Regions from separate parts of the Mus musculus genome. Here all the other regions are linked to region 1. A link is a loop called in an ENCODE intact Hi-C map of the cell type or tissue named here. Cell type or tissue: left cerebral cortex. All regions are shown on one strand.

Evidence for each region. Hi-C counts contacts between places; a loop is a spot of excess contacts. Peaks named below come from ENCODE experiments on the same cell type or tissue, not always from the same donor. Only the 100,000 strongest peaks of a DNase experiment are listed, where the experiment ranks them.
Region 2: a loop joins it to region 1, with 3 times the contacts of the local background. A loop is called at or near these places in 30 of 42 quality-filtered maps.
Region 3: a loop joins it to region 1, with 3 times the contacts of the local background. A loop is called at or near these places in 5 of 42 quality-filtered maps.
Region 4: a loop joins it to region 1, with 2.6 times the contacts of the local background. A loop is called at or near these places in 9 of 42 quality-filtered maps.

The regions. Positions count from the first base shown.
Region 1 is chr3:15,240,947-15,248,946 of GRCm38, reverse strand. No RefSeq gene overlaps it. Among named protein-coding and RNA genes, the nearest start is that of Gm9733, 87 kb to the left of the region's middle. In left cerebral cortex, a CTCF peak has its summit at 3,803 (motif pointing right); a DNase peak (open chromatin) is centred at 3,806; H3K27ac peaks cover 409 bases.
Region 2 is chr3:14,882,281-14,890,280 of GRCm38, reverse strand. Car2 (carbonic anhydrase 2) reads right to left here and starts at 3,993. Exons shown (of 7, transcript NM_009801.5): 1 at 3,495-3,993; 2 at 2,250-2,447. The coding sequence starts at 3,528. In left cerebral cortex, CTCF peaks have their summits at 3,491 and 4,108 (motif pointing left); DNase peaks (open chromatin) are centred at 1,505, 2,433, 3,589, 4,053 and 1 more place; H3K4me3 peaks cover 4,462 bases; H3K27ac peaks cover 4,605 bases.
Region 3 is chr3:14,608,606-14,616,605 of GRCm38, reverse strand. Rbis (ribosomal biogenesis factor) reads left to right here and starts at 5,350. Exons shown (of 4, transcript NM_001099674.1): 1 at 5,350-5,396; 2 at 6,949-7,065. The coding sequence starts at 6,952. In left cerebral cortex, a CTCF peak has its summit at 4,893; a DNase peak (open chromatin) is centred at 5,243; H3K4me3 peaks cover 1,845 bases; H3K27ac peaks cover 739 bases.
Region 4 is chr3:15,190,613-15,198,612 of GRCm38, reverse strand. No RefSeq gene overlaps it. Among named protein-coding and RNA genes, the nearest start is that of Gm33819, 37 kb to the right of the region's middle. In left cerebral cortex, a CTCF peak has its summit at 4,038 (motif pointing right); a DNase peak (open chromatin) is centred at 4,047; H3K27ac peaks cover 551 bases.

The DNA of each region.
Region 1 (8,000 bases):
ACACAATATGTATTCACTGATAAGTGGATATTAGCCCCAAACCTAGGATACCCAAGATATAAGATATAATTTGCTAAACACATGAAACTCAAGAAGAATGAAGACTGAAGTGTGGACACTATGCCCCTCCTTAGATTTGGGAACAAAACACCCATGGAAGGAGTTACAGAGACAAAGTTTTGAGCTGAGATGAAAGGATGGACCATGTAGAGACTGCCATATCCAGGGATCCACCCCATAATCAGCATCCAAACGCTGACACCATTGCATACACTAGCAAGATTTTATTGAAAGGACCCAGATGTAGCTGTCTCTTGTGAGACTATGCCGGGGCCTAGCAAACACAGAAGTGGATGCTCACAGTCAGCTAATGGATGGATCATAGGGCTCCCAATGGAGGAGCTAGAGAAAGTAGCCAAGGAGCTAAAGGGATCTGCAACCCTATAGGTGGAACAACATTATGAACTAACCAGTACCCCGGAGCTCTTGACTCTAGCTGCATATATATCAAAAGATGGCCTAGTCGGCCATCACTGGAAAGAGAGGCCCATTGGACTTGCAAACTTTATATGCCCCAGTACAGGGGAACACCAGGGCCAAAAAGGGGGAGTGGGTGGGCAGGGGAGTGGGGGTGGGTGGATATGGGGGACTTTTGGTATAGCATTGGAAATGTAAATGAGTTAAATACCTAATAAAAAATGGAAAAAAAAATAAAATAAAAGGAAAAGAAAAAAATAAATAAATAAAAAAAAAAGATATAGCTTAACCTCTCTCCCTGAAGAATTTTAAAATAACCACCAAACTCGTAACCACACACATTTTGATAATTAAAGCAATTCAAAGCAATTAAAGCAATCTAAACAGATAGTCTGTCGAGAGAGTGCTTCTTTGCTCTCCCCTGCCCTGCCCTACGTGAGATCAAGTCCTAAATTATTTATACATCTATGTAAACTTAAATTCTCCCTTTTATGGAGATAAATACCCATAATATAGTAGTATGCCACTTTCTCTTTATGTAATTCTCAAAGCCTAAGTTCTACTGTCTGAGATAGCTCAGGGTCCCTATCCCCTGCTTTTTCAATCAGATTTTTAAGGATTGAAAACCTTAATATTTATTATCTAGGTATTTAACTTTAATCAAATTCCTTTCTACTTGCTATATAAGCCTATTTCCAGGCTCTAATTTTGTCATACCAGGCTAGGCAATCCCAGAAATTCTGTGTGGACCTATTTGAGAATTTACCCTGGCAAGACTTTTAAATTTCTTTTTAAAGCATTTTTATCACTTAATCTCCCTACCTGCATCCTGTGCTTAATATCTCTGTATAACTAAGAACATTTAAACAATTACCATTACACATCCTTTTGTCCTTAAAATTAATTACATCAAATTTAAAAATCTCCATCCTTTATTTATCTCGTGGCTGAAGACCCACAGCCTTTATAGTCTGCTTCTCACTGCCTTCCTCCTCTTACCCAGTCAGGGAATCCATCAGCCTCTTTGCATTGCAGGAGATCTCAGCTTCTCGGCTTAAACTCTTTGTATCAGTTTCAAACCTCAAGAAGAAATCTCCACATGCCTCTGGCAAAGTCTGTATATTCTCTCCTATCCTTAGAAACAATTATATCAAATTTATACATCTCTATCCTTTGTCTGGTGGCTGGAGGAAGACAGCGTTTATTGTCTATTTCTCACACTCTTCCTCCTAGTAGGTGGTGTGTGTGTGTGTGTGTGTGTGTGTGTGTGTGTGTGTGTGTGTATCTCTGCTGACAACTGTGTTCCTTTGTTCTAGTTTTGTTGCTTGCTCAGGAACCACATGACAAGGCTAGGCTAGCTGAGAAACCAGTTCTCTACTAGACTTGTATCATTTGCATGTCTCTATTCAATCCCAGAATCCATAAATTATTTTTAATAGTGGATTCTTGCCTGCCACTTTGCTCGCCATATAAGTAATGGGAGTTTTTTTTAGCTCCTCTGCTTTATGCTCCCAGAGGGTCACTTGCTTCCAGCCACCCACCCAGCAGCTCATTGGATACGCAAATGAAAGACACACACACACATTAGCTAATTTTTAGAATGCCTTGGCTAATTCAATTATTGGGCACTTCTAAATCTCAGCCAGCTACCTTAGGCCCAATAGAGGAAGTGGCCCCTAAGCATCCTGCCCCATCTCCCTTTGCCCAGCCAATTGGGGACAACTGGGGACAAGAACATTTAGCATGTGGACATGCAGACTACCTCATGTGGGATGTGGGGGAGAAGTGGGCACCCTGATCCGTCCTCCCCTGTGGAGGTGCAGGAAAGGAGATGAGGGTCACACGGGGAGGGGGGGGGGACCCATATCCACTGGGAGTCCCAGCAGAGGCAGTTGTTTGAGCAGGTGTCTCATCTGTGTCCCTGGTTGCAGCAGATCTGAAAGAACTGCAGACTGTGGGTTGGGGAGAGGGAGTAACATTCCAATCTGCCCCCGACAGAGCTGTAGACTGAAAGGGATATGGAAAAAATACCTTTTAAGTTTTTAAATAAAACAGTTGTTTAAAATATTATTGACTAGGTATGAAAGTCAAGGCCAGATAATCACAATCTTGGGACCAGAGATAATCCATACTGAGAACTTGTCTCAAAACAACAAAAGTTTTTCTCCTTTTGAAATGATAAAGTATATGGCAATATAATGCATATGCCTCTAATTTTAAAGTAAACAAATGTACATGTTTATGGATAAAAGACCAAATAAGAAAAATTTGAGACAACTCACACAGTTACTGGGCACATTCAGTTGAAAATTATCTTTATGATAACTTAGAGAGTAGAAATATAATGTATGTATCTGCTATGTTACTTATGTTTCCTTATCCATATTCTCCATCTTTTTGCTTGAGAGAAATATGCAAAAATTCATTATAGGAATATAATACCATGACTTATTAGCAACCTATACGAAATAAATACTTTATTTTATAATTTTTGAAAATAGAATTTTCTGTAGCCTAGGCTGACCTCAAACTCAAACAATGTAGCCAAAGATGACCTTGAACTTCTGATCCTCCTGCCTCACCTCTCTTGAGCTTGAATTGTATGAATGGGAAATCATCTGGTTTTATGAAGGGCTAGAGACCAAGCTTTGCACATGTCAGGCAAGCACTCTAGCCACTGAATGCAGCTCAACTCCGTACATTAATGGCATGTTCTTGGTGTTCTCTGTGTTGTACTTGCTGACAATATCATAGGTAAGTAGGGGTTACAGGAACACTTCCTGTTCACAGAGGAGTCCCTTTAAGCCTAGGCCTGAGGGGTCAGAGTAATGGTGGTTTGTGACTTTGATTTGAAACATGGGCAGGAACAGAGTGTCATTTCCCTAAAATTCCTAATGATAAATGTTAGATTTAAAAAGTGGGGGATCACATGGATTTTGTCTTCATAGTGTCTCGTAAAGAGATCAAGACAAATTTCTGATCATGGCCCAATGTTTACTACCAGTCTATACTTATATAGGGGGAAAGCCCATCTCCCACCACACCAGGCTTCTTGATACTTTGTTGCTAAATTGTTAGCACTAGTCTGTTAAAACGGATAGCATTAGGTCACCAATTCCACAGGTTGCCAGCTATCTCAGTAGTATCTCAGGAAGACAGGTTCAGCCTCTCAGAGGTAGAAGCGTCTTGGAGAAGAGCAGCGCAGGTGACAGACAATAAAGCCACCTAGGTCAGAAGGCTCATTCACATTCATTCATTCATTCCATGAAGAGTCTGTGCCATGATACTTATTTCCAGTAAATCACATTGTACTGCCAGCCCTCAGACACTAGATGGAGCCAAAAGACACCATACGTTAGTGTTTGAGCCAAATAGATAATAGCGAAAACCAAAGCTCCAGGTTGAAAAATTTGTTACAGAAATGACACCATAAAGTTAACAAACTTCACGTTCATAGAGTCATATACCTTTCCAAATCTAAGTGTGTTGCATACATCTTATGTGATTACAAAATACACTTTTTTCATTTAAATTACTTAGCAGATAGTATCTCCAGTTTTCTTATTTTCTTATTTTCATGCATAGCTCTTGTATGAATCTTACACTGTTCTCAGTGTAAGATTTTATACACGTGAGTCTAATATCTCTTCTAGTAATGAAGATGTTTCCCAATGAGCTACTTTTCATAGGACTTTGAAAAACTGAAAGCACTGGAGAGAATAGAAATTGAATTATAGTATAAAACTGTTTAGTGTTTAAGTTTCAGTTGAACAGGGAGGGTTAGTTAAGTGCTCTGTGTATTGGAGCTTAGGATGAGAATTTTCAAGGGGAACTGGGCACTAGGATTCCCTCTCTGAGGAAAAAAAAAAAACCTAATATCAAAGAGTTGGAAATTTTAAGAGACTATATTGTTAATAAATGGCAGAATGATGGAATTAGTTGTTGAAGATCAAATACATACCCTAATGTAATATTTAGCTTTATTTTCTCTTCAAATCTTTCTCCTGTCTCTTCTTATTTATTCACCAGCTGGTTCTATGACATAAATGTGAGGGTGATTGGAAGGAACACTCCTTCTTCTATCTTCCAAAGATCTTGCTTTTCATTCCAATATCACTCCTTGCTGTATTGTGGGTAATTTCCTCCAGTCTTATTTTATAACTTCTTTCAATTTGTCTATTAATTCCCTCCACTCTCCTGATAGTAGAATTAAATGCAGAGCCTTATTCCTTTGTTGTTCAGTATTCAAACCAAGCCTTTGTTCTTTGAGATCCCACAGGGGAGGGAGTTTAATGAAAAAAAATTAAATAAGGATGGAGGTTATGAAACAAGACAGCCTGATTGTATGACACTGGCTGGCTGTGTGTTCTCACGTAGGTCACTTGACTTTCCTGCCTTGTCTTCCTCAATCATTACAAGAAAGTAAACCTGAGTCACTGCCAACATAGGAAGTAACATGGAATGGTCACCACTGTACTTTGTATATAGTGAGGGCTCAGGAAGGGTCATCACAATCGTGTCATCCTTTATCCTGATGGCTCCAAGATCTAAAGGTCTTGAGAAATTAATCTGTGATTTGTATGTTTTCCATGACTGTTCCTTCCTTGTGCAGTTTGTGACTTAACTGAGAACTTACCCACAGCAGGGTTGCTTCCCACGGCTTTCGTGTAAACATCCTGGCTGTGAACACAGCCTCATGGCGTGTGGTCACAGTCAATTTTATAGGTCTGGACCAGCACCAAGGATCACTTCTGCTTCCATGAGGCTTGACATGGTCAGTGACCCTTCTGTCCCACATTCAAACAAGTCAGGATTTGATGTTCTGAGCAATTCTCCGTTTGTGTCCTTTTGACACTGTCCTGGAGCTTAAAGGAGGATAGACTTAACCTTTACCTTAGTTCTTGAACATTTCTCAGTGTGTTCCCATCTCCCATTTCATGGGCCAGCACACCTTACTGTCCAGCACTGAGGCCTCAGTAAAACTCGGACTCAGTTTTTCTTGGCCTTTATAGGTTTACTTTTTCCCCCATGGCTCTGGCATCAATATTTGATTTCTTTTAAAGTGTACTTTTCTAGTTTGCACTCAGGCCTTCCTTTGTGCATATATGTAGAATTGTCCTGTTTGGAAAGAGTGTTTTGTTTTGGTTTGGTTTGGTTTGGTTTTGCCTTTGTTTTTGTTTTTCTTTCTCCTAGTGGCCCAGTCAGCTCTGTGGCTTTGAAGTCAACTGTTACCACTGGGAAAGGAAACCTTCACTGAGAAAGATAAATGATGGAAAAATAAACAACATTGGGCTTAGGTATTATGAGTTGTTCTGCCTTCTGTCTCTCTATGCTGTCCCATTGCATCCTAAGAAACAGTCATCAGGCCTAGCAAACCTCACTCTAAAATTACCCTACAAGTTCACCTACAAGGTTCATTTTCTTTCCTCTTTATGGACTTTGTAAACTTGCCTGTATTTCTTAGTATCTTTTATTTATTTATTTATTTATTTATTTATTGACATCAGGGTTGTCTCCTTCAAACCCATTTCTGTTTGAAATTGCTTTCTGAAGCACAGCATGGATCTCTCCTCAAAAGCCTCCAAACCATAAAGGGGAAGGGCAGAAATTCATTAGGGGTAAACAAGGGTTGTATAGATTTTGGGAAATGGTAGGGATTTCCAGGGTAGGTATATGTTATTGGCTAGGACTGAGATGCCTGAAATGCTTCACTTACATGAGGAAGAACACCAAGAACCTGCTGGGCAGCTTCTTATCAGAGAGAGGAAGTTAAACCTGTAATCTGCCAAAGGCTACAAGACTTTCCTGAGGTGTTGGGGGTTATGGGCAGGAAGGGCTGATTGGTCATAGCACAGTACCTAATTATCATATAGCCAGAGGGGCTAAGTAGGACTTACCTGCTGAATCATGCATCACTGGCAGGAAGCTTTCTGTGGAGGTCATCCTGTAGATAAGGTCAGGCAACTGTGCTTAGAGACACTCTCCTGATAAGGTCATGCAGAGAAACAGAAGCCCCACTGTCAAAAGGAGTCCTTCATTTTGCCCCTAGCTCAGAGAGGTTATCAGGTCATGGTAGACTACATCTACTTTTTTTTTTAATTAGATATTTTCTTTAGTTACATTTCAAATGTTAGCCCCTTTCCTGGTTCCCCTCCAAAAACCCCTTCCCACTGCTCACCAACCCACCCACTCCCTCTTCCTGGCCCTGGCATTCTCCTACGCTGGGGCATAGAGCTTACACAGGACTAAGGGCCTCTCATTTGAAGATCAACTAGGCCATTCTCTGCTACATATGCAGCTGGCGTCATGAGTCCCACCATTTGTACTCTTTAGTTGGTGGTTTAATCCCTGGGAGCTCTGGGAGTATTGGTTAGTTCATATTATTGTTCCTCCTATGGAGTTCCTACATAGGAAGATAGGGAGGAGAAGTGTTTCATTAGGACAACTATAACTACATTTCTTACATGTATCTTATGAGGGTTTCAAATTCTATAACATGTCAGACACCACAACAGAGCTCTAGGAAGACATGATAATTTATTCATACTTTTTGTTGCTGGGCCAGATAACCTAGAGAAGCAATTCAAAGTAATATTGTCTTATGACTTTGGATGTTTTTGTCCAAGACAAGCTGAATTTATTGTTTTAAGTTTTTGTGGCAGCAACATTATGAGACAGAAAGTATCTCTTTTATGATAATTCTGAAGCAGAAAGACAGATCCTTCCCTCAAAAGCCATGTCCCCAAAATCCCAGTTCCCTCAACCAGTTCATCTTCCCCATCACTTCCCAGTCAAGGCATCAGAGTTAATCCACCCATGAAAACCATTCATTATCCAGTTGCTTCCCCAAAGCCCCACATCTGAACAAGCTTCAGGAAACAGCACAATGTAGCATTTCAAATCAAACAAGCTTTTAATTTTCTGTCTGTAATTTAGCTCTGAGAGTATGTGACTTTAGAATCTCAGGTCTCTCTTCTTGGAGAAATATAGGAGTATTATTTACTTCATGGAGTTTCAAAGGTCGACTGAGATACGTAAACTCCTATTTGGAAAAGTTAATACAAATAAACTAACAAAAAGTCCAAAGTTCAAAACGTATTTGGAATACAATAGTCTTTCATCCAAGGATCCTGAATCGGTTAGTGTTTAATCTGAAAGTGATCTCACTGGAAATTCACTGGCATTGGGAATTAGTATTGTTTTCTTGCATCTGTATTAAGTAACAAATATACAACCTACAAAGAAATTCTAATTGCCCTGGAAAAACCAGGCATTCTGCCTGTTTCTTACTCCAAGACCTTGGAATCATTACATAAATATAAGCATACAGCATTTTCCCTTCTTGTAATACTGTAGAAATTTGAAAATCATACATTGTTTTTGTTTTTGTGAAGTAAAAAGTTAGGAGATATTTTGGAGTGATTATTATGCTTCTCTTTACAAAAGAGAGAGAGAATAAGTGAATGGGCATATTTAAAATCACACTACATGGCTTTAAAATTTGAAAGAAATGTTGCTCTTAT
Region 2 (8,000 bases), 360 kb after region 1:
TGCTGACCCTTGTTTTTCCTAGACTGTGTTGCTATCTAGGGCACACAGACACACATCCTGTGCTCTCTTTAATCCCCTGGGGGTTCCTAAAGCCCTTTGCTGGAGTCTCTTCCAAAACACCCAAACCCTTTATTTCTCTGAATGAACCTTCTGGAAAGCCTTTACTGAAGTATCATGTCAGTTACTAAGCCGCCTCCATGCTTCCACAGTTCCTAGGACCACATCATTTTTATAAGCACCAACGTGACAGCCTTTCCTTCTCACAGATGTTGATAGACACCCAACTGAGGACATTGTCTGTGAATCTCTAGCTAAGAGACTTTCCAGGATTTCCCACCAGGGAAGGGAGTTTAAGTCAAAAGAAGTATTGGCAAGCACACATCCTGCTCCCCACCCCCTTCCTGCTTGGAAATTCAAGGGCTTAGCTGCAGGCTCCTGCTATGGAACCATCTCCTTTACTCTAGTCTCCAAAAGCGCCGGACCCTGACCTGTGCCAGCTGAGCTGGCTTCCTCTCTTCAACCCCCCTGGCCCATGTTGTCTGTCTCCTGTGCTAGAGCCTCAGATTCTCCTTCAGAGAACTCTTACCCCAATCCTTTCTATGATCTTTTGGATCTCAACTCAAGAGTCCACACTTCCTTGAACAGTTTCTTTGTTTGTATCAAAGTTACAGTCAGAGCCTATATTTGTATGTTCTTCTCTTTTAGATATTTTCAATACATGGTGGATTCTGAGGACAACGGAAAGGTTCACCTGCCCCCATGACCCTTAGTTTATGAAGTGTGAACTGATCTTAGTGATGAGGGCAGACAGGAGAGAGAAAGACAATTAAGCAGACAGGGAGGGGGCCATGGCTAGGTAGCAAAGGTGCCAATTTCCAGGATAACCCACTTCTTTGGCACCCTCATCACTTGAGACAAAAACCTGGCAGCTTAAAACAAAGGATCTGTAAGATTTCAGCCTCCCACTAGCAGGCCCCTGCTGATAGACAGGCTCAACAAGTTCTGAAGCCTACTCTGGCCACACACAGTTCTGGACCAATCAACCATCCTAGCTTCCTCCAAACTGACCAACCCTGAATGACTTGTCAGGTTCGAAAACCCCTGCACTGGAGAAGAGATTTTTTTTTTTTCTTTTTCGAGACAGGGTTTCTCTGTGTAGCCCTGGCTGTCCTGGAACTCATTCTGTAGACCAGGCTGGCCTTGAACTCAGAAATCTGCCTGCCTCTGCCACCCTAGTGCTGGGATTACTAAAAACCCACCTTTCTTCAGCTGTTAATTCTGACTGAGGTATTTGAGATTTCTCTGCTGCTTTTGAAACATAATGGCCCGCCTGATTGTAATACTTTAATTATACATTATATAGCATGCTATTATTCAGCATGGTCATTAGCTCCAACTCTGACAGCAATAGTAGCTGTTTCCTCTGTCTTTGTCCTTTCCCTCTAAAATACCCCTTCCTCCAATCCACTAGCAAACAATGTGTTTACAGGCCCATTTCATTCAGCGACCTTCAAAGGAAAATATTCAGGAAAATAGGACACTGGCAATTAAGTCAACCAGCAGGCCGTAAAGGCAGCCACTGTGTCTAAATGGGACTGGGTCTCCATTTTCTAAATAAAGAAGAAAGCATTCACCAGCATCCTGTCAGCAGGCCCTATTACAAATAAATTATGGTAATTGGATTTTTTTTTTTTCAGTAACTGCCTAAGCATATCCAAACAACTCTGAAAAATCTTCACTGTGGAATAAATTTTTGAACGAGATACTTATATCTTTATATACTCACCCTATGTCAACACTGACAAATACAAACAATATTTACCAAGAGCTTCAACCTTTTAAATATTCAGATTATGATCACTTTCTGCGCTACTGACTTGAAGGCAGTACACATTAGGTCATACCTACTGAGGATAGCTCTCATCTAGGAGGACAAATGTGTTAAAGGGAATCTTAAAAGTTTAAAATTTCGTGAATTCCCTGGTTTCTGTATTGCTAAAGACCTGACTTGCTTTCTGTGACATCCCACAGGCACCTTGCCTGATGCCCTACATATCTGACAGTCCCTGAGGACACTTCACAGTAATTAGCCTACTTCTAGGACCTATGAAAGAAATCAGAGTGACATCTCAGCTTTCGGACACAAATTGTGGTGGCAGGGACCTCCTGCCGGTGTCCCTGTATTTTCCATTAAGACCGAAAATAACTATTGGCTAAAAAGCCCGATGGATGTTTTCCTAAACACTGACCTGCATTGTCCTGAGAGTCATCAAACTCAACGTTAAAGGAGTGGCCGTTGTTGACAATGCTCTTGGACGCAGCTTTATCATAAGATATGAGCAGAGGCTGTAGGGCAGGGTCATGCTGGGCAGTTGCTGTGTCAATGTCCACAGGGGACTGCCGGTCTCCATTGGCAATGGGGAAGTCCTTGTGCCAGTTCTCTGGTCCTAGAGATGAGAAGAGAGCTGTTAGGTCATTGCTGTGGGAAGGGAGACACCAGCCACCGGAAGCCACTGGTGTTTCTAGACAGTCTGCTCAGTTCAACATTCGGAGGTGATACTAACTTAACATTTAGGAAAACAAAATGTGCCTCAGTCCTTTTATTTGTAACATGGGGTAATAATATTCCAAGTCTACCTCATAAGGCCAACACGAAAATTAGAGTCAATATACATCTATTTCTTAACATTGTCAGACAAGCGTTAGCAATTTTGAGATCTTTTCACTCAAATTCGGTGACTAATACTAGACAGAACTACTGAAAACAGAGTGGTCTGACTGGGGATATAAGCCCTCTTGTGACTGAGTTTGGAACATAGATTCTAAGGCATTATAACAGGTCTGAGAACCTCGTGCTGCCACACTAGGTGACAGTAAAGACCGTATAGACCAAAACTCAGGCTCAGGCCCCTCCTTTAGAACTATCTTTGCTGGGAAGTTCACACAACCACAAGCCAGTGCACCTTCTTTTCCCCTCAGATGGCGTCATATACCAAGGCCTTTGATCTGGAAGACGTCTAGGTATCTGCGATTGACCTTCTAACACTAGAAGTTGAAAGATGCATGGAAAACTCGCAATTAGACCCAAACGGGCTCCAGAAGATGCCACAACAAAGTGCGCTGGGAATCTTAGCCACAGTGCAGCAGATACAGACGTGAAGGGGACAAGTGTTTCCCCTTAACCTTTCTGCTACACACAAGTAAAATGTTAGTTACAACCCTTGCTCGATTCTGCCTAGGTTAGCCTTGGGTGACCGGCTGTGGTCCCGATAGGTATTGTCGTCGGGTGTTGCGTTGGGTTATCCCTCCCAACCCCTGTGCGCGGCCAAGCAAGTTTGAGATCAGATCCTAGAGAGCGCTCTGAGTCGGGCGCCAGGGACGTACCAGAGCGGAGACCCGGCATCCAAGCTGCGCTCCGGGATCTGCGGAGCGAGGCAGGTGCCTGAGCCGAGACCCGGAGCGCGCGGCCCGGAGCGCGCGGCCTCCCCACTCACCGTTGTGCTTGCTGTATCCCCAGTGGTGGGACATGGTCACGCCGGTGATTGGGGCAGAGCAGAAGTTGTCGTCCGTCTAGCGGTCCTGCAGTGTGTGTCGCGGGTCGCACCGTCCGGCTTTTATAGGCTCCCGCCAACTTGGTGCTCTGGGCGGCCCAGGGGAGGGACCGAGTGGACCTGAGCAAGGGGAGGAGACCGTGGAGGTGGCGGACGGAGGTGACAGGCAGAGGTGACAGGCGGAGGCCTCGGTGTTCGAGGGCCCCCGCACCTTGCTTGGGGCGGGGCGCCCTCCGGCTGCTCTCCGCTTCTGCGTCCGACCCGCTCTGCAGCAGCTGCGCGCTCTCCAGCTCGCCCCGGCGCTGCGCAGCCTCGCGGGCCGGCGCCCCTACTCCCCAGCCCCATTGTGAGCACCGACCTGGTCACCCGCCCGCACAGCGGGGCTCCGCTTCCCAGAGCTGGCGGGCCAGCCGGCCACCCGGCCGCGGCCCGCACGCACGCGGCTGCGGAGTTTGACCTTGGGCGGGGAGCGTCCTAGAGGCTCCGGGAGCGGGGATCCTGGAGCCGGGAGCGGGAAGCGGGGGGGCCCCCTGCTGCCGGGCTGCGGGAAGACGACCCGGCTTTGCCGCCAGGGCGCCCTCCAGCTTCCCGCTTGCTCCACAAATTAACCCTAGGCACCGAACTGTTGATGTAACATAACCAACAATTCTCAAAAATCGCTTTGCTTTTTGGAATTGGATTTTAAAAATGTCTTCCAAGGAGATGAGAACTTCCCCTTCCTGGCAAAGGAATTTGTATTTGACAAGCCGAAACCAACCCCCCCCCCCCAAAACAAAACAAAACAAAAAACACAAAACTTAAAAAATAGAAAAGAAAGGTAGCTGTATGGCTTCCCAGGGACCGTGGGTGTCCCGGGGACACACCTTTCAATGTTCTTTTTGTGTATTTTTATTTAAACATTTCTCTTCACCTAACACTTTTTTTCTTATTTGACTTTGAGAACAATTTTTTTGTATTGAATCTATTGTGGACCTGAGGCCATATTATTTAGAATTCAAATTGAGAAGGGTACAGTTTTTTTGTGTTTCTATGGAGGCACCTAGACATCACATTACCTATATATTAGAATCTATGTGTAAGTATAATGAAAAATATCTGACTACATTTTAAGTGTTCTCAGACTCATCATGTGCCTTTATTTCACCCAGTGCCACACAAAGATGATGCACATGTAGATCTCCTTGTTCTTATACTAAGACTCAGAAAATTATGGTCTTCTCTATACAAGACTCTTCAGGTTGATGTCAAAAGAAATTTTTGATGAAGAATGTTTTATAGGACCATTACAAAGTGCAATTCACAAATAGTCCCTTGCATCTGTGACACTAGAGATGCACAATTTGCTAGGGGTTTCCCATTTCCTGTTCCATTACTACCGTGCGTGGAATAAGAACAGATTTTGATGAAGTGCTTCTCAAGGCTTCAGACCCCACCAATTCTGGTTGCAGCTACGGGAATCCTCATCCTGTCTGGTACGTTTTAGTGGGAGCCAGGCTCCTGCTAGGGAGTCTCCTTGCCCACCTTTGGACAGTCAAGAGAGCATCAGGTATTATATCTCATATTCATTTTCTTTTCAAATTACAGAGGCTGTAGGCATTTTCTTTCTGTCAGGTCTTCATGATGGAGATGACTTCATAGTATCATGTGGATCAGTCACTGTCTAGCTCTGCTGTACTGGGGACATTCCTCCCAGGCAGTCATTCACTGGCTGCCAGATAGTAACACTGGGCTTGTAAAAATAAAACCAATGCTTATGTATTCATGTTTTTAGAGGGAAGAAATGTACTTCCTTCTAACCCAGGAGGTGGGGGAAATTTATGTATATATGTATGTATATTCATATGTACATATACATATTCATATGTACATATACACACATATATTCATATATATGGGTATATATAACATAATCAGAAAAAAAACATATAAAGTTACTAAGACATGTTCCAATTATGATAACAAAAAGTCTTTGAGATAAATCAGAACAAAATTTTAAAACAAAATGACAAAGCATTTGATTTACACTAAATCTAGCTAGTTAATATATTTTACAAAGAAATATATGATTTATTCAATAATTAATGAAATAAGTAGATAGTTTCATAGTCATTAAAGTATTAAGTTTTTAGTGAGACTAACAGCCATTCACTTCTTAGGACTCCTAGAGTCCTGTATGTAGACATGTCCCTAGCCTACTGTCTATGATGCAGTTTTCTAAGCTGATAGAACTATTTAATCATCAGTTTGTAAACCATCATCCTAATTTGCTGTTGCTTGCTCATGTGGGAAGTGAGAATAATTACACCCAGTTAGGACTGTTGTAAGAATTAAGTTAGTGAGTGCACATTAATCACCTGCCACCTGAAGCCATCAGAAAATTACGGCTTTGAAGTTTATCCTAAACAGAGCTGTATAAAACACAATGCAAACTATATCAAAAGTAAGCATCTGGCCAAAGAGAAAGCCTCCAGCTGACAGCTGACTGGGATATATATATATATATATATATATATATATATATATATACACACACACACACACACACACACACATATATATATGTATATATATATATGTGTATATATATATATATATATGCTTTCAGCATGTACCCTAAGGTGACTCTGAATTAAGTTTCAGCATGTCACCCATAATACTAAGATAATAATGGTATTCATATCATAAGGTCATGGTGAAAACTAGGTGCCATAACATGTAAAAAAAGGCTTGACATTATGCCAACAATTATGGCTTATTAAATATGAGTTATCATTTTTACAATTGTATTAATTGAGCTACTACTAAGTGCTACATATTTTCCATATGTTGGGGGGCTACATAAGGTAAACCCATTCACTTCCCAAGATCTCAAGTGCTACTTTGGGCCGCTACCATGTCAACTTGATGCCGATCTTCTTGGAGTCCATGATGAGTGGATGTGGAGGCTGTAGGGAACAGTGAGCAAACACAAGCAAGGTGAATTCCAGCCGTGCCAATGAGTGTGAAGCTCGAGAGCCAGGGATGAGGCAGAGTGGCACAGGATAAGAGGCCACTCTCACACCGAGAGTCCTAGAAGCCCTGCTGAAGGAAGCCCTTAAAGAACCAGTAAGGAAGGACCAGGAACAGAACAGCTCACATACAAGAAGTCAGTATAAAAGCCTGCTCAAAGAAGTTTCTAGCTTTATCACTGGGATGAAGAAAAAGAAGACAAGCAGTGACATCAGCCAGGCAGGACTTGCAGCCAGAAGGGCAGTACAGACCACTGTACCAAGGAGAGGTTTTCTGTTTAAGTGTACAAGGAAGCCAGGGGACAGATGCAAAGGAGAGAATAACACAGACTAGAACTAAGACAATTAGGAGCTTTAGGCAATCTAATTCATCTCTTCATTTTACAGACAAGACGGAGGGTCTGGGTGACTCTTGCTACCTGTGCCTTTCTGTGTGTCTTTCTAAGAATTACTTCCAGAAAAAGATCCAAGTCCCTTTGATATGGAAACTCTGGCTCTGGCTTCCCTTTTGGCCTGTGAACCTACCAGCATTCCTCTTAAGGAATGAGAGCCAGGTTTTGTGGATTTGTACTGTGTCTCTAGGTCTTACCTTCTACATAAGCCTGCATGATTTGTTCTAGTCTTCAAGCCTCCATGTTCATGTGTGGAATACATATAGCATACCCAGGGCTGCTGAGTGATAAATTTCACTTATGTGGCTTAGCTGTGGCTTCCTGTGTTATTAACTCCTCTGTTAGTGTCCCTGTTATCATCGGGAGAAGTCCCCATTTGTGAAATTAGATTTAAGCTTTCAGTGTGAGTGGAGTCCACGATAGGGCTTCAGTATAGCCCTGAGCAACATAGGCAGTCTCTTGCAACTTCCCCTGCTCCATTGTAAACTGATGAGGGAGAATTCTACTCCAGAATATCATTATAAGAAAGAGGGTCTGGAAGATCTCAAAGGCCTGGCATGGTTTCACGTCTGAATAAATAATATAATGATTATTATAATACTTTTTCACTAAAAAAATAATAGTTTGTCTTTTCTGTGCCACTAACTTGAATGGAAAAGGAGCATTTAATTAGTGTGTTTGAGTTTTTACATTCTAAACTTACTAAAAGTATTAATTTACCAACACAATTCTAAAAAATTAACTTACTAAAAGCGTGTATCCAGCAATGCAGTTCTAAACACTTCACAGCAGTCTGCACTGAAGCAGTGGCACTGGAGGACAGAAATAAGGTTCTTGAGTACAGGTCACTCAGCTAGCAAGTGCAAGAGTCAGGTGTGGACCAAACTGGCAACTCTGGTTCCGGTTTGAACCCTCAGCCACCTGTCCTTTGGCCCACTGAGAGCCAGTGCATTCCTCCTGGTCAAAGACCCTGCTCCATGATGCTAGAAGAACAATGTGTGAAAATTTTATGTGCAATCCTACTCCAGAAAGCCAGGTTGGGTCAGCAT
Region 3 (8,000 bases), 630 kb after region 1:
GCAGGGGAGGAAAATAGACTAAATGCACTTATAAATGAACGATAATGGGAACCTAGCTCCTTACCAGTGAAGAACCAAATATTAGTTAGCATTAATAATAGGTTAGAAAGCTCAAATGTTACAGCATCCAATTGAGGATGTAGGGGTTAGCATGACTGATGCTTTGACCATTTAGTAGCAGAGACAGTTGCTTCGTTATCTTGTGCTTATAGACAACTATAATAGGTAATATGCATACAAGGCATACACTGGCCAGCTCTGTCCACTGAGACATAAAGCATCACCCTATTCTTGGTTTCTACGTATTCTTAACTAAAGGAAACCAGCACTCCACAGACACGTGATTGGTTTTATGGTTGGGAAAGCACAGATGCTAGATGAGTCTAGACTATGTTGTTACACTAGAAAGTAAGAGATTGTCAAAGAATGCAGGTGAGGGCATGTGACAGTTAGCTGAATGCTTGCTTAAAGGCCCAAACTGAGCAGTGTGAACATTAAGATAGCTACAATAAAAAGATCTTAATCTACTGCATAAGACAAGAACCTACAATTCTATACTGATATTTAAAAAAAACAATGAATATACAAATTGGTAGAGGAGAATGCTTTTAGTTGCAACAGAATGTAGACAATAGAAGGATGGCAATAGCTCAGCATTGTCTAAATCCATTTGAAGACAGGAGGATACACCCCTCTGTGACAGTACTAGTATATAGATTGTAGGTTAGAGCTCCTAAGGCAAGAGCAGTGAGTGGCAGGAGACACAGACCTTAAACTTTCTCATAAGGCCCTTAGCAACATCTTTCTATATTTTCTCAGTTTCCAGAGAAATTTGTCTTCTTTCCTAGTGTTACACCACTCTCTAAAAAAGTGTCTTCAACACATCTGAGATCCCCTGTTTTCAGCCCAGAACATGAGCATCATTGTTAATCATCAGAGGCAAGGTGATCAAATTTGTGGAATTTTGTGTTAAAATATGCTTTTAGTTTGTTGAGATTGTCGATAGCTTTAAGTGCAAGTCCCAAATAATTCAACCAATTATATATAGTGGATGAAAGTTTTAAAAGTTTTAAAGTTGGTAAAGAGCCAGGCAGAAGATATTTTAGGCTTTGTATGCTCTGTAGTCCTACTGAAACTACTCACTGGGCATTATCATTGGGCAATGAAAGAAGACAATAGCACAATGAGATTGATAGTGTGTCATGAAACACTAGCTACCAACACATAAATTTCATAGAACACTCACTATAGTGTGTTGTTCTTACTTTCACTCTTCTTTTCAAAATTATTTTTAGTGTATGGGCTGTATAAAAGTGAACGCTGGGGTTAGAGAGATGCCTCAGGGATTGAGAACACTAACTGCTCTTCCAGAGGTTCCAAATTCAATTCTAGGAACCACATGGTAGCTCACAACCATCTGTAATGGGATCTGATGTCTTCCTCATCTGGTGTGTCTGAAGACAACTACAGTGTATTCATATTCATAAAATAAATAAATCTTTTTTTTTTTTTTTGTAAAAGTGAACACTGGTTTAGACCTGGTCTTCTTGCTGTAGTTTCTAGATTTTTTTTTTCTTTAAGATAATCAGATCATAGCCTTAACAGTGTTCAGGCCTGGGTAACTGTTGCATGTCCATCCAGCCATTTTATGCTGTTATTAGTGTTACAAGGAGACTTCCTCATATACTGATACTACTGTTATCAAGAAACTTTCTTCTGCCCAAGTTGATTGCATATTATGTTCTATGATTTGGTGACCACTGACAGCAGAAATCATTTTGAACTTTGTATAGTTATCCACAATAAGGTTGGACCTGAATCAACCCTCCAGCAGCACTTTCTACACATATGTATGAGCTTTTATGGCTTTTGCCTTTTTAAGCTACCCCTGGGATGGGCCCCAACATAAAAGGAGGACACCAATATAAGAAGACACTTGGAATAAAATCCATTTTTTATATGGGTCAAAAGTTTTAAGTTCCTGAGACCTCTGTGGGAATTGACATTGTACTTGGCAGAACAAGGCATGTAGGTGAGGAACTGACATCCTGGTTGGCAAGTTAAGACATCACTACTAGCCAAGTCAAGGCATCCCACCACAGTTGAATAACCTAACAAATAGGAACAAGATAAGTATACAAAAAAGACATTTTCCTAAGGAAGTACCCAAACTCTAAATTCTGATTGGTGGAATAACTTGGCACAGATGTTTGTGAGTTGCATGCTTTAAATTTCTGTAATGTTCTGAGCAGGGGTCACAGTCAGTTCTCAAGTGTGGTCTGTAGCCCTAATCAATCAGTTCTGGGATGATTGCTCAATCTCTGTCTTATTGAGATCAGTGTTCATGTGGTTTTGGGGGCAACTTCTGGGCCCCAACGAATAGGTTTCTAGAATCTAGAATTATTTCTTTCATAAGTGGCATACTTTTGTGCATTTATTATAGTCTTTATGTATATTGCTAAGCATCATTATTCTTGCACACCCATAATCAAGGTTATGGTGACCTCTTGAAGAGAATACATGTGTCTTACCTTCCATTTAGGTTCCTGGGTATGGTGGCTTAAATATGCTTGCCCAGGGATTGGCACTATTAGGAGGTATGGCCTTGTTGGAGAAGGTGTGGCCTTGTTGGAGGAAGTGTATCACTGTGGGGGTGGGCTTTGAAGCTCCACCCTAGTTCAGAAGAGACAGTCTGCTCCTGGCTTCCTTTGGATGAAAGTGAAGAACTCTTAGCTCCTCTAAGCTGCCATGCTTCTGCCATGATGATAATGGACTGAACTCTGAACCTGTAAGATAACCCCAATTAAATATCCTTTATAAGATTTGCCATGGTCATGGTGTCTCTTCACAGCAATGGAAACCCTAACTAAGGCATGGGGTGTTCTGATTATTTTAGGAGACTGAAACCAGTCAGGAGAAGTAGATTAATGGGCTGATTTTAGAGTATCATCAGCACAAGGTTGGGTTTGCTCCTTAGACCACCATGACTTTGGTGATAGGGGGTTTTAATTATGTGTGGTCTCTTTTGCCTTACTCTTTATTTAACCCTTGAATTACTTCCAAGATCGTTGCTTCAGAATGGGCCTATATGAATGAAGCATTAGTGAGTCTCAGCAGAACTGAGGTTTTTGAAAGATGTGATAGTCAGTCTTGCTGACTTGATAAGATTTAGAGTCACCATGAAAATGAACCTCTAGGCATGTCTGTGAAGGCTGTCTTAGATTAGATTATTTGAGCGTGAAGGCCCACTGTGAATATGGAAAATTCCATTCCCTGGTTTGACTTGCAAACTACATAAAAAAGGAGAAAGGAACTGAGTGGCTGCACTTATCTCTCTCTGCATCCTGACTGTGCATGCTTCCAGCTCCGGCCTGATTGCTTCCACCATACTGGACTGCAAGACAAGTATTCCTTCCTTGAACTACATTTCTCAGGTATTTTGTTGAAGCAATGAGACAAATAACTAAAATAGATACATATGGTATATATGATTTTAGCCACCTTCAAGGCTGCTAGAAAAATTACAGGACAGCCAGGTGAGGTGGTGTGTGTTTATAATCCCAGCAACTGGGGAGGCCAAGTCAGTAATCCTGAAAGTTTGAGCCAGCCTGGGTTAACAATGAACTCTGGTAATATGATCTTTGTAAATATTTTTAAAGATTTTCAAAAGTCACCAATCGTTTTTTTCCTATACTTAATAGATCATTTGGTCACAGAATAAAATGGCATTTTGAGTTAGCATGTTCCTTATCTTTATTACCATAACATCCTATTCTGGTTTAGATTTCACTAATTCTCACAATTTTTTGTAATAATAGACTCAAAATCCCTTCAAGTACATAGGATTAAAAAAAAGTTCAAGGTATGCCTGATCTTTTATCTCTGATAGTTGAGCATTGTTCTTCCAGCTACAACTGAACCCAGGCAATCATAAGACATTGTGGGTTTTCTGGTTACAATACTTAAGCCAGTAGTACTGCCAGGCCATATTTCAAAGGTCCAGTTGTTTTCCCATCGTGGTGCCTTTATGTTCTCCCAGTTGCTGGATGGGATGGTCGCTTGAAGTCCCAGTTTCCCAGTGTTCTGTTGAGCCCCCACTAAGCCTAAGCAGCAGCATTCTCCCTAGCCCCTGTAGGGAAGCCCAGTCTTACCAGGTCCAACAAGGACCACTTAATGTGATAAAAGGGGTTACCCAGAAAGGATGCTGAGAAAATAATCAATGTCTGAATCTGGCAATAGCCTTCTATATAGGAGGCAGAGGGAAATACATTAACCTTTCTAGTTTGCCTTGTTAGCTGACAATAACACAGAAACGGATGTCTCCTTGCCTTGTATAATTCCTCTGCTTTTACCTGTACAACTATGTTTTTCCTTGGTATATGTAGCCTTATGTCACCATTTCAAACTAAAAGCTACACTCCACAGATTTTACAACCACGATGGTATTCTTTTACATATGTTGCTTTGCCTTGTACAAACATGTCAATAACTTCACATTTAAGGAACATACTTATGCCCCTCTCATTTGCTTCAGAATTCATAACTCTAGTTTTGCAAAATAGTTTAATGTTTTTCTATAAGTTTGGTTACTTGTGGCATCACTCTTACTCTCACACAAGGTAGACTTTTATTGTTTTGCCTTTCTTGGGGCAAGGGGATCTAATTCAAGGGCATCATTACCTGTGATATGAGCTTCACAGGTACTTATGTTTTTAGAACTTCACAGGCATTTTGAATACAAATTGGATATAAATATATATATATAATTTTGAATGATTTCTTGTACATCTGCTGTGCTGTAGGAAATTTTCTTTTTTGAACAAGTAAGTAACTTGAAAAGGATGCGAACTTTTTCTTCTTGTATGGACGCCGCCCTCGGTCGTGGCGCCACCTCTCGGACACTGCAGGGCCCGCGGCTTCGATTGGTGACACCAAGCATCTGAGACCGGAAGGACAGACTTCTCTGGCGAGAATGTTTTTCGCCTTTCGTGGGTGACGACCACCGGGTCAAAGGCGCGGGGTCCTAGCGAGGCGATGCGTGGAACCTCACCGGTGGGAGGCTTCTTCTCAAGTACCAGCTTAAACCTATGAAAAACGTCCATGGCATGCTAGTAGGCGAAGCTCCACTGAGTCGACTCCTCCTCCCCTTCGAAGGCGGCTCCTTCCGAGTGGGCGGGGTCACGGCGGACACGCCAGGCCCCGCCCAGGCTACTGTGAAGGGCCGGGCTAAGAGGCACCAGAGGGAGCTGAGGGCGTGGCCCGCTCGGGGAAGCCGGTTCGGTGGGTGGGGTTACGGCTGGAAAGCTCTCAATTGACTGGCTCGTCTTCCCGGAACTTCCTGTGTCCTGAGCTTGTGGATGGCGTCACTGTGAACCTGAGCAGCCGCGTGAACTTTGGTGAGAAGCTAATGGGGTTTTTCGGAGCGCTGGGGTGAAATGTTTGGGGCTCAGGCAGGGCGTGGTGGGAATGCTGGCTGCGGCGGCTCCGAGGGCTCTGTTCTGCCAACTTCTAGTCCTCTATCGATTCCTCGTGGGCGATCGAACTCCCGGGGTGCCCAGGCCCGAAACCTTGCGGCCACCCCTTAGCAGGGTATTTTAACAGTGTCTTCATCACAACTTTAAAATAGCACTTTTCCAAAATCTAGGTTTTAGTTAGGCTGCAGATCTTCTCGAATCTTTCTGTGTTTCCATCTTAGTAAGCATCGCTCGTCATTTGAGTCTGCAACACTATCCTTTGTTTGCTTAATGTTGATGTTAATATTTGTGCATGTAAAGTATCTGGTTGTGTATATATACGTACCCATTCTTTATTACTTCAGACTTAGTAAATAATTAGTAAGTAATAGATGAGAGGGTAGATGGGATGGAGGAGGTTAGATAACAGGTTGAATGACTTTTTACTTATTTTTACTCCTGTACGCATGCATTTTCTACTGTAATATTTTTGAGCAGAAGTACTGTTAGGGTTCAAGAGTGTGTTATGTGTGTATGTATGTTATGTATGTATGTAAATACATATGTATATATGTATTTGCACAATACATTCATTATATGTTGTATATATGGGAACATATATGCACATTGTGCATCCATATTGTTTGATTAAAAAACAAAAACATGCCAGGCACATTCACTGTATATGCATATTCCCTGTGTATGTATATTGAGGCTGTATTGGTGGAAGTTTTAGCCAAGATAGAAAGTTAGAGCAAAATGGAAAGGGAAGATATGACAGATTTTAGGCCAGAGCCAGTAGTACCAAGGATGAATAGACCAAGACATATTGCCCAGTGTATGTCAGGGCAACCATTGATGACTTTAATTTCTGGGCAGTTTATCATTTCATACTTTATAAAAATTACCACTGGGTGCAGTTGACTTGTGCAAAACTTTGGGAAACTTTCAGTAAAGAGAAAGATAAACAAAACAGTCTTTGTGGGCCAGAGTTGCAGCAGAAAAGCAGCCAAAAGCATATAGTGCAAGTGAAGATAATGAACTTCAGTAAATACCTACCACAGGTGCCTGGCATGAGTTTGCTTATGATCAAACAAAAGCAGGAAATGTAGCAGGAATGTAGAAATGTTCATGAGAAAAGCAGTATATCATAGTGACCGCTAGTCTAACTTGTATGGCTTTAAACCTTTGCATCACTTTTTAAATCTGTAAGATGGGGATAATGGTATTTACCACAAAGGGTCGGTTGTGTGTGTTGACAATACCAAGTTTAACCAAGAGCCCTTAACTAGGTGTCTCAGACCTGGTGCTAGGGATGCAGCAAGGACTGAGATGTGTGTGCCTCCTACCTCAAAACCTGGCAAATGTCTGGGAATGAAAAACAGGATTTATGTAACAACTTTTAAAATAATCAGAACTAAGATACCTTAAAATTTTACATTGATTTGTGGTTCAAAATATAAGCAGTTTAACTGAACCCTACTCTCTTTTCTAGACAATGGCCAAGAACAAATTAAAAGGGCAGAAGTCCAGGAATGTATTTCATATAGCTAGCCACAAAACTTTCAAGGCTAAAAACAAGGCAAAACCAGTTACTACTAATCTTAAGAAGGTGAGTATTTAAGTATTCTGGCATTGATTATAAGCAAAATGTAAACTAACAGTGGGATTTTGTTTTTTAAACCAGAAGTTCATAGCCTTCTTACTAGACAAGACTTTTTAAAAATATTAAGGTAAATACTGTTCCTTTTAAAATACAAATTTAAGAGGATTGCACATATACGAGGTGCTACACAATAGGCTACTAGGCTGTATGAGATTATAGAAATCACTGTTTAGACAGTATGAAGGATAGTTCTTACTAGTTCACTTGGCATATATTCAAGATTCCACTTGCAGAGGTATACTATGTAAGCCAGCAGCTTGGTAGCTAGTAGACTGGAATTTAAAAGTCTATAAAATGAAAAATTTGGCTGAAGTACAATTTTTTATTCTTCAAAATAGGTGCTTGAGCGATGGCCTAGCGTTAAGAACATTTATTGCCTTGGCAGAGGACCATGTCTCCCAACTGACTGTAACTCCAGTTTTAGGGATCTGATATCCTTGCCTGGCCTCTGTGGCACCCTTTATGCACATGGTGGATATAAACTTATGCAGATGCACATACAGAAAAAAATTATGTCTTTCTACTTCAAAATACATGAGAAAAAATTTTCAAGGCCAGCCTGGTCTACAGAGTGAGTTCCAGTACAGCCAGGGCTACACAGAGAAACCCTGTCTCCAAAAAAAAAAAAAAAAAAAAAAAAAAAAAACATGATTAAGTAGATCATACTTTAGCTTTCTAGGATGTAACAGTTATAACAACAGTCCACCACCACCCCACCCTGAAAATACCTGTAAAACCAAAAGGTTCGAAGTTTTTGTTTCTCTCAAGAACTGGGATATAGTTTCTAAAGGAGAACCTATATGGTTTCTTAACTATAGAGGAAGTAAAACTGGATGGGATGATAAGTCTGGAGTTTTCCACAGGCTTGTCTTTGTAGTTTG
Region 4 (8,000 bases), 50 kb after region 1:
AGACATTAGCAAAAGTCCTTTAAGATCCTTTAAAATTACCCTAATGTAAGTTAATAGAAGCTCTCTTGTTCTATCAGCTCCTTTTCTTTAAAACACAATTTGACGGGTCTTTACTTTAAAACTTGTCCCTTTGCCTGCCTTTAATTCCTGTATGCTGTGACTCAGGCTGCAGCTACCTGAATATTTGAGGAGTATTGATATCTTATGAGACCAATGTTCAGTTTCCAATAGACTAGACACTAATGTTTTATTAGCATTCTTAGGCCACGGCGAAAGCATCTTGCTTGCCTTTACAAGGAGCGCTTGGCTTCTGCTCCTACTTCCTCTTTTCTTGTAAAGTTGGAAGAGAAGGGTAATTTTGCCTTCCACCAGGCTATACAGCTTTGCCTTTGAGTCCTTTTTGTAGTCTATTGCAATACATACTTACTAGATTCCACTCTCTGAGGTCCTTGGAAACATTTTTCTCTTGGTTCAATATGTAAGAACTCTGTGAGGCCATATATTTAGATAGTGTATCACAGGTTTTCGCTTCCTACATCCAAATAATATGCCTGATGAAGAGCATATAGGCCAAATTGCTGGGAATGTTAACTGTTAAAAACAACAACAATAGCAAAAAATCACCTGGCCTTTCTAAGTTGGAGGAAAAGGTTTTGCAACGTTTGCATCACTGCGTGCTTATGGAAGAGAAGATTTGCTGTGTAGGGAAGGCCTGGTGGGATAGCAAGCTGTGGCTGAGAGAACACGACAATGTCCTGCTCTGTCTCACTCTCTGCTTTGATGAGGATGTGCCAGATGAGCAACAGCAGAGGTTCAGGGTCCTCTGCTTGAGTGGTCAGGTAGGATTCAGTCCTGCTGCGAATCACTGCATATTGTTATTGACAAGCTTCCATCTGAAGACTCATGATGAAGCACAGCCTTGGAGCTCTCTGTGAGCTTACCATGGGGCCAGCATCAAAGGAAGGTTCATTTACAAATGCTTGTCACTGTGAATGCGCAGATAAACAGAATGTACCCTGTTCTAGTCTCTGGTTTTTTTTTTTTTTCCTTTTAAATTTTCTATTAATCTCCTATACCATCTGTATACTGCATTTGCTCAAAGGAGCTGTCTTTTGTCTGAAAAGCACTTTATATTTCAAATATGAGTGTATTCAAAACACAGGTTTGTTTTGAAAAATTTAACAAAGTTTAATTACATGCCTTGTTCTACATTAATAATGATCTGCATGAAGATCATCACATAGTGATTCATTTGATACACTTGAACTGTTTATTTTTTGTTTGTGTTTTTGTGTGTGTCTGTGATATGTATACATGTCTGTCCGTGTGTGAATCTATGTGTCTGGTTGAGTGTGCAAACCTCTGCACATGCATGTGGAGGTAACAGAAGTCTTCTTGCTCACTGCTATATTGTTAATTGACCAGTATCTCGCAGTGACCCCAGACCTTGCTATTGCAGTTACTCTTGTTAGTCAGCTTGCTTCAGTGACCCTTGTCTCTGCTGAAGGAGTGGTGGAATTACAGCAAAGCCTCCATGCCCTCCTGGCATTTAGGTAGGTGCCGGAGAACCCTCCACTTGCTTGGGCAGTAAACCCTTTTCTTTACTATTGAGCCATCTCCCCAGTTCTGGGATAATCTGAATTTCTTTTTTAGTTTCATTCTCAAAATGGAAATTTATATTATACATAACTACTTACTCCAACAAGAATAACCTTATACTATTTTTACTTCATATGAATGACAAATTTCTTGGCAGATAACTTCATTCTTTTTTAATGCTTTTTTTTACAACAAAAAAACATAAATTGGTCATTTCTTGTTTTACATAGTTTAAAAACATATATACGTATATATCTTTTTCTTAATTTCTGAGGCTTAACTTTTTAAGGCTAAATGAATATCCCCTTCAGAGCCACACCTATATTAAGAGTGATTTTTGTAGAAATATCATCTTTCAGAAATGAGAAGGTATCAACTACTGCAGGTTGGTGAGTATGGGAAGGCAGGTACATGCTGGACACAGACACATGGCTATAGTTCCTACTGAATACTAAGACTCCTCAGTGGCTCCCTAGGTTAAGATTGCTTCTAAACAGAGTATCACTGGCCATGGCTCTTCTGTTTCTCTTTCCTTTGATGTTCAAAAGAAATCTGAGTGTGAAATCTGAGCTGTTTATGAGGCATGTTGCACAGCTCACATGTCTATAAAATAAAAATACTACTTACTCCTTGTGAAAATGAAACCAAAAGAACTTTGTGTGCAGTGTCTGGTACAACAAGCAAACTATGCTAACATTCCCAACAGATGCTCAAAGGTCACACAGGCTTCTTTCAAGCTACTCTCTGGGTACAGGATTATGTTGAGCAAGAAGTTATTGTGAATCCATGTGATGGTGTACAGAACACAGCTGGGTTGATCTGGGTTGTCAGATTGCTAGCTGAAAACTGTCTCTTCTTGGCGAGGATGGATCCAAGAACAATAAAAACCTTCATTTGAAGAATTGCTATCTCTAACATATTACAAGCTTGTTTTCCTCCATCTGCCCTAGCTGGATCCTTAACTGGACTCACATACATGTGACATATACATCTAACAGGATTCTCATTGTTCAGACAGAGCTAGCTTCTGACCAAATGGCCCAAAGTAGCCTTCAGTGCTGGCTAATTCTTTTTACTCATTTGTTTTGTGCATTTGTGTGTCTGCTTCTCTTCACCAGACTGTAAGTTTCCAGAGAGCAGGAACGTTTATGCCTTTTTGCTGGATCTCCACAGGTCACACACCTACATATATTTAGTGCAAAACAGCATTAAAAATATTTGTTGAGTGTACATTTGAATGGCAGGCCATGTTTGACACAATGCAAACACCTACAAGACAGTCATCAAGTTATTACCATTACCAGTGACCTACTTATCTGAGGTTATGAAGCAGACGTTCAATAACATTCTTCGATAAATTAAAGAGCAAAAATCTTATTTAACATGTAGTTGAGAATAGTCTCAATCAATGAGTCTGTGGTTTAGGAAATGTTTACCAACTCTAACTCCAGGGTAAGGCAAAATACAGTGGTTAGAAGGCATAAGAATTCCCATATCCAGTAGTCAGGAGTTATACAACTACATGCTCCCCTGAAACATGTGTGGCATCCCTCAGGACACTGGAATTTAAGTAATCTCTCCTTCCATCCATCAAATCTACTCTTCTTTCTTGAAAAGACTTGCTCAATGTGTATTGCTTCTAAGAATGATGGATGTATGTTTCTCAAGAATCCAGAAACACAAAATTAATTCCAACATATTTTTGTATCACTCTCTGTTTTTCAGGGTCCAGAGAAGGAGCAGTGAACTGGAACATGTCTGGTAAGCAGAAGACTATAAACAATAGTTCTGTGATTGATGCAAGAATGAGCCAACAGACATTTCAAAATCAAAAGTGAAGCCAGCAAAAATTACATCTTCCAGCACCTGCTTTGTGTCCCTGTCTCCCCAGGACGTGCTATACATGGTAGCTGAATCACTATCATGGTAGCTGATCCATGCCCATGCTATCTCTGAGACAAACCAAAGGAGGGTACAAATTCTACTTGGAACAGACAACCATAGTTAGTGGTAGGCCTAAGCTAATATTGAAACAATTTCTGCTCCTTTTCATTGGCTTGATGGACTATGAGGGTTACACATTTCACACATGTTTCATAATAATCAATATGCCTAATACTTATTTTATGATTATTTGTCAAGGACTTGTAATTTGTGGTTTCTGAAAATAAATAAATAAGAGAGTGTCACAGGAAGCCAGATTAGAAATCTTAGAAAATTTTACCAAAGTCATTTTCAGCTAGAATATGAGATTCAGAAACTGGCCTTCCCCTTGACATAGAGAGTCAATTTGGTAAACATGGTTGGTCAATAAAGGTGTAAAATTATGATGGTATAATGTTTTAGAAAAGTGGTATATCTCATCAAGTATCCTCTTCAAGGGAAAGAGCTTGCTCAGCTCACATCTCCAGACTGATCCTTCTCGTTTCCACATGTTGCCACCAGATGGCGAGGCAGTTATGCAAAAGCAATCTGTTCATGAGTGCGTCCAAGAAGAAATGACAGCAGTGGGAACTGCAATTCAGTTGAAAGCGGTCACGGCACTTGCTCACTGATGAAGACGGCCTTGCTCGTTTTGTCTTTCCTTTTTTTAGAGTAAAAACTGATGGCTACCTATCCAAATCAGAGACAATTTGAGCAATAAAGTCTCAGAAAGCTTTTTTTTTAAATCAGAAACTCTATCATTCATAATTGGATTTTTAAAACAACACCAAAGATCAAGTATTAATAACCAACCCCTGCACCCTCTAATTGTTACTCGTTTTCTCTACCCCCTAAAATCTGCAAATAGTTAATTCTTCCTAATTTCCTTCAACTAATCTGTAGTAATCATATAGTTTTAAATTGTCACTTACTACCTTCTGGCTATCATCTGATTAACTAATCTCAAGATATTCGAAAATTCAGAGAAGTTCTATGAACCAATAAAATTCAAAACCATCACATTGACAAAACCAAAGAGTGACTAAGAAACTGTCATGTCCTAGAGAAATCCATAAAGACATAATATCTAAATGGATTGTGATATCCCAGATAGAATTCCAAAGCAGAAAAGGATATTATATAAAAATGATAAAGGATGAAATGAACAGAATACTAATGTAATTCATATTGGTTTATTAATGAATAAAAGAACAAAGGTATGTGCATCTATAGAAATTAAAACAAAGCAGAGAAGGAGAAAGAGAGAGATAGAAACAGAGACAGAGAGACAGAGAGAAGAAAAGAAACAAAAATAAAAGTTCAGTCCATAAAACTAAACAATTCCTGGAAATTCCATGAAAATAAAATTTGAAAAATCAGTAATTTGAGAACCTGAATTTCTCCTACAAAATAAATTTGTATGCCTCAAGACTCTTTGCAAGCCTCACTCTGTGAAACCCAAATAAAATAAGAAGAACATTAAGTCTATGGCACAGTGCCTTATTTGGTGTTAAAGACGTAGGCTGAGGCTCTGTCTTTACTAGCAATAGGGTCTGGAAATACTGTCTTTGCCAAGGGTATAAGAAGGGCAAAACTATGCAGAGAACCTTGGTGACAACTATAGTAGGTATTATGCAAGACAGGCCAAAATCTCTCTCTCTCTCTCTCTCTCTCTCTCTCTCTCTCTCTCTCTCTCTCTCTCTCTCTCTCTCTCTCTCTCTCGGGAGCTTTTAAGAAGTGGCCATCTAAGTGATACAGACTAAGGGTGGGGTATAAAGGCTAGTGAGTATAAATAAACAGGCCATCTATTTCTCTGAAGTTGCCCAATGTATATAGTCACTACCATTTTATGTTCAGCAGCTTCAGAGATCTGCTAGAACCTCTCACTATTTGGGTAATTGTTGCTCTCATTACATCAAGAAATAGGACAAGAAACAGCCTAACCCCAAATTATGCTGAATTATGGTACAGGACATAGTGCATATTCCCTATAAATGTTTAAGACACATTAATAAATGCTATGATCCTAACTCATTTCCATGAAAAGTTTTATTCTTAAAAGGAACACATTCTTAATTAGAAATATAAAGACTACATGAAGCTTAATTGCTTTCTTGATATCAAATTAGAAGACTTCATGTCCAAGGCAATGAGGAATAGATATGACTGACTACTTTGAAACAGTTTTCCAGTTTTTGTTTGTTTACTTTTATCTAAAGTTTCGTAATTGAGAGTAGTTTAGTGTCAGATACCATGACATCACAGCTGAAAGGAAAGGAGAGTCTTTGGATGTTCTTTCAGGTCATTTTTAGTTTTGTTTGTTTGTTTGTTTGTTTGTTTGTTTGTTTTCTAGTCTTAACTCTTCAAGAAATACACTTAATCTATAAATGCAAAGAAACATCCCAGGAGTCACTGTCTGTGACTGAGAACTTCCAGGCTGTGCTAAAAAATGTCTTTTATGAAGACAATTTCCTGGTGGGCTGGTAAGACGCCCATGGTAGTAGTTTCAGTCCAACCACAACCACCTTACTGCAGTGTCATCACTAAGCATTAAAACAAAATAGCGATGACAGATGAAATTTATGTATGAGAAAATGTTGCATTAATAAGAAAGCAAACAGCCAGAGCATTGCCAAGGGAAACTGAGGGGAAGCCGGTTACTGGAGGCTGGGGGCAGGGGGGAGGTGGGGAGGAGAGGTTGTTGATGGTGCTAAAGTTGTTAGGAAAAGTAAGGGGTTCACTCCCCAGTGTCACTGCACAGTTGTGGGCAGTAATGTGATCTATATTACAAGCAAGAAAACATGGATTATTTAGTATTTTAGTTACAAATGAAAAATATTGGAGACAGATTTTTTTTGCCTGATTTAAATTTACATATTGGTACGTACAGTGAAACATCCCATGATAGCTCCCTGAAATACATTTTATGTACGTATGTAGCAGTTATAACAAACTTCATTTTCATGAAAAAGAAAAAAAGAAACATTTTAAATTCATAGACATAAAATTGTAACTAAGCAGTTTTTATATATTTAAGTAATAAGTCTTAAATTTAGAAACCTTGTTAGCTTTCTTGACAATTAAGAATGTGTTTCCCATGCAACAAAGAGTATAGCAAACAGACCACAGCCAAATCCTCCCTCTTTCTAGACGCAAGGGATACATGATTTGTGCTCAGAGTAAATGTCAGCTGTAGGATTACAGTTGTATACAAATTTGCTTTTCTCTCTTCTGTCTGATAAGGAATTTCCAGGAACTTCTTCGTTAATTATCCACCATCCTCACTGTTGGTTTGAATACTCTATGTGTTCTTACTGTACATGTCGTCTCTGAACCTCATACTGATGCTCTCCCAGCCAGAGAATTTCAGTAGAAAGTTATACATCAAATTTTCAAATATTTTTATGAAAAATTTGTGCTTTCTTTATGGTTTGTGCTTTGCTTATGATAATGTTTCCCTGAATATAAAACTTGAAGCAGTTTTTTTCCTTCCCACATTGGTATCTGTCTTAGTCAGGGCATATATTTCTGGACAAAACATCATGACCAAGAAGCAAGGTGGGGAGAAAAGGGTTTATTCAGCTTACTCTTCCACATTGCTGTTCATCACTGAAGGAAGTCAGGACTGGAACTCAAGCAGGGCAGGAAGCAGCAGCTGATGCAGAGGCCATGGAGGGATGTTCCTTACTGGCTTGCTTCCCCTGGCTTGCTCAGCCTGCTCTCTTATAGAAACAAGACTACCAGCCCAGAGATGGTCCCACCCACAAGGGGCCTTTCCCCCTTGATCACTAATTGAGAAAATGCCTTACAGCTGGATCTCATGGAGGCATTTCTCCAACTGAAGCTCCTTTCTCTGTGAAACTCCAGCTGTGTCAAGTTGACACAAAACTAGCCAGTACAATTGACCCCTTGTCAACTTGACACACAAACACATCACTAGTAAGCCTCAACCCTTACTTTTTTATTCATCCCCAAGATCTAAATAACTTTAAAAGTCCCAAAGTCTTTGCAAATTCTTAAGATTTCAATCTCTTTAAAATATCCAATGTCTTAAAATTCAAAGTCTTTTTACAATTAAAAGTGTCTTAAGTGTGGGATCCACTAAAATAGTTTCTTCATTCAAGAGGGAAAAATATCAGGCACAGTCACAATCAAAAGCAAAAATTAAACTCCAACTATCCAATGTCTGGGATCCCACTCACAATCTTCTGGGCTCCTCCAACAGCTTGGATCACTTCTCCAGCTCTGTCCTTTGCAACACACAGCTTTTCCTCTAGGCTCCAGATGCCTGTATTCCATGCTGCTGCTGTTCTTGGTAGTCATTCATGGTCCTGGCATCTCCAAAACATTGCATGACCCCTTCAGTCCTGGGCCATCAATTGCAACTGAGGCTGTACCTTCAACAATGGCCTTCCATGACCGCTCACAGTGCTGAGCCTCAGCTGGTCTGCATGACCCCTTCGTGCTTTCAAAACCAG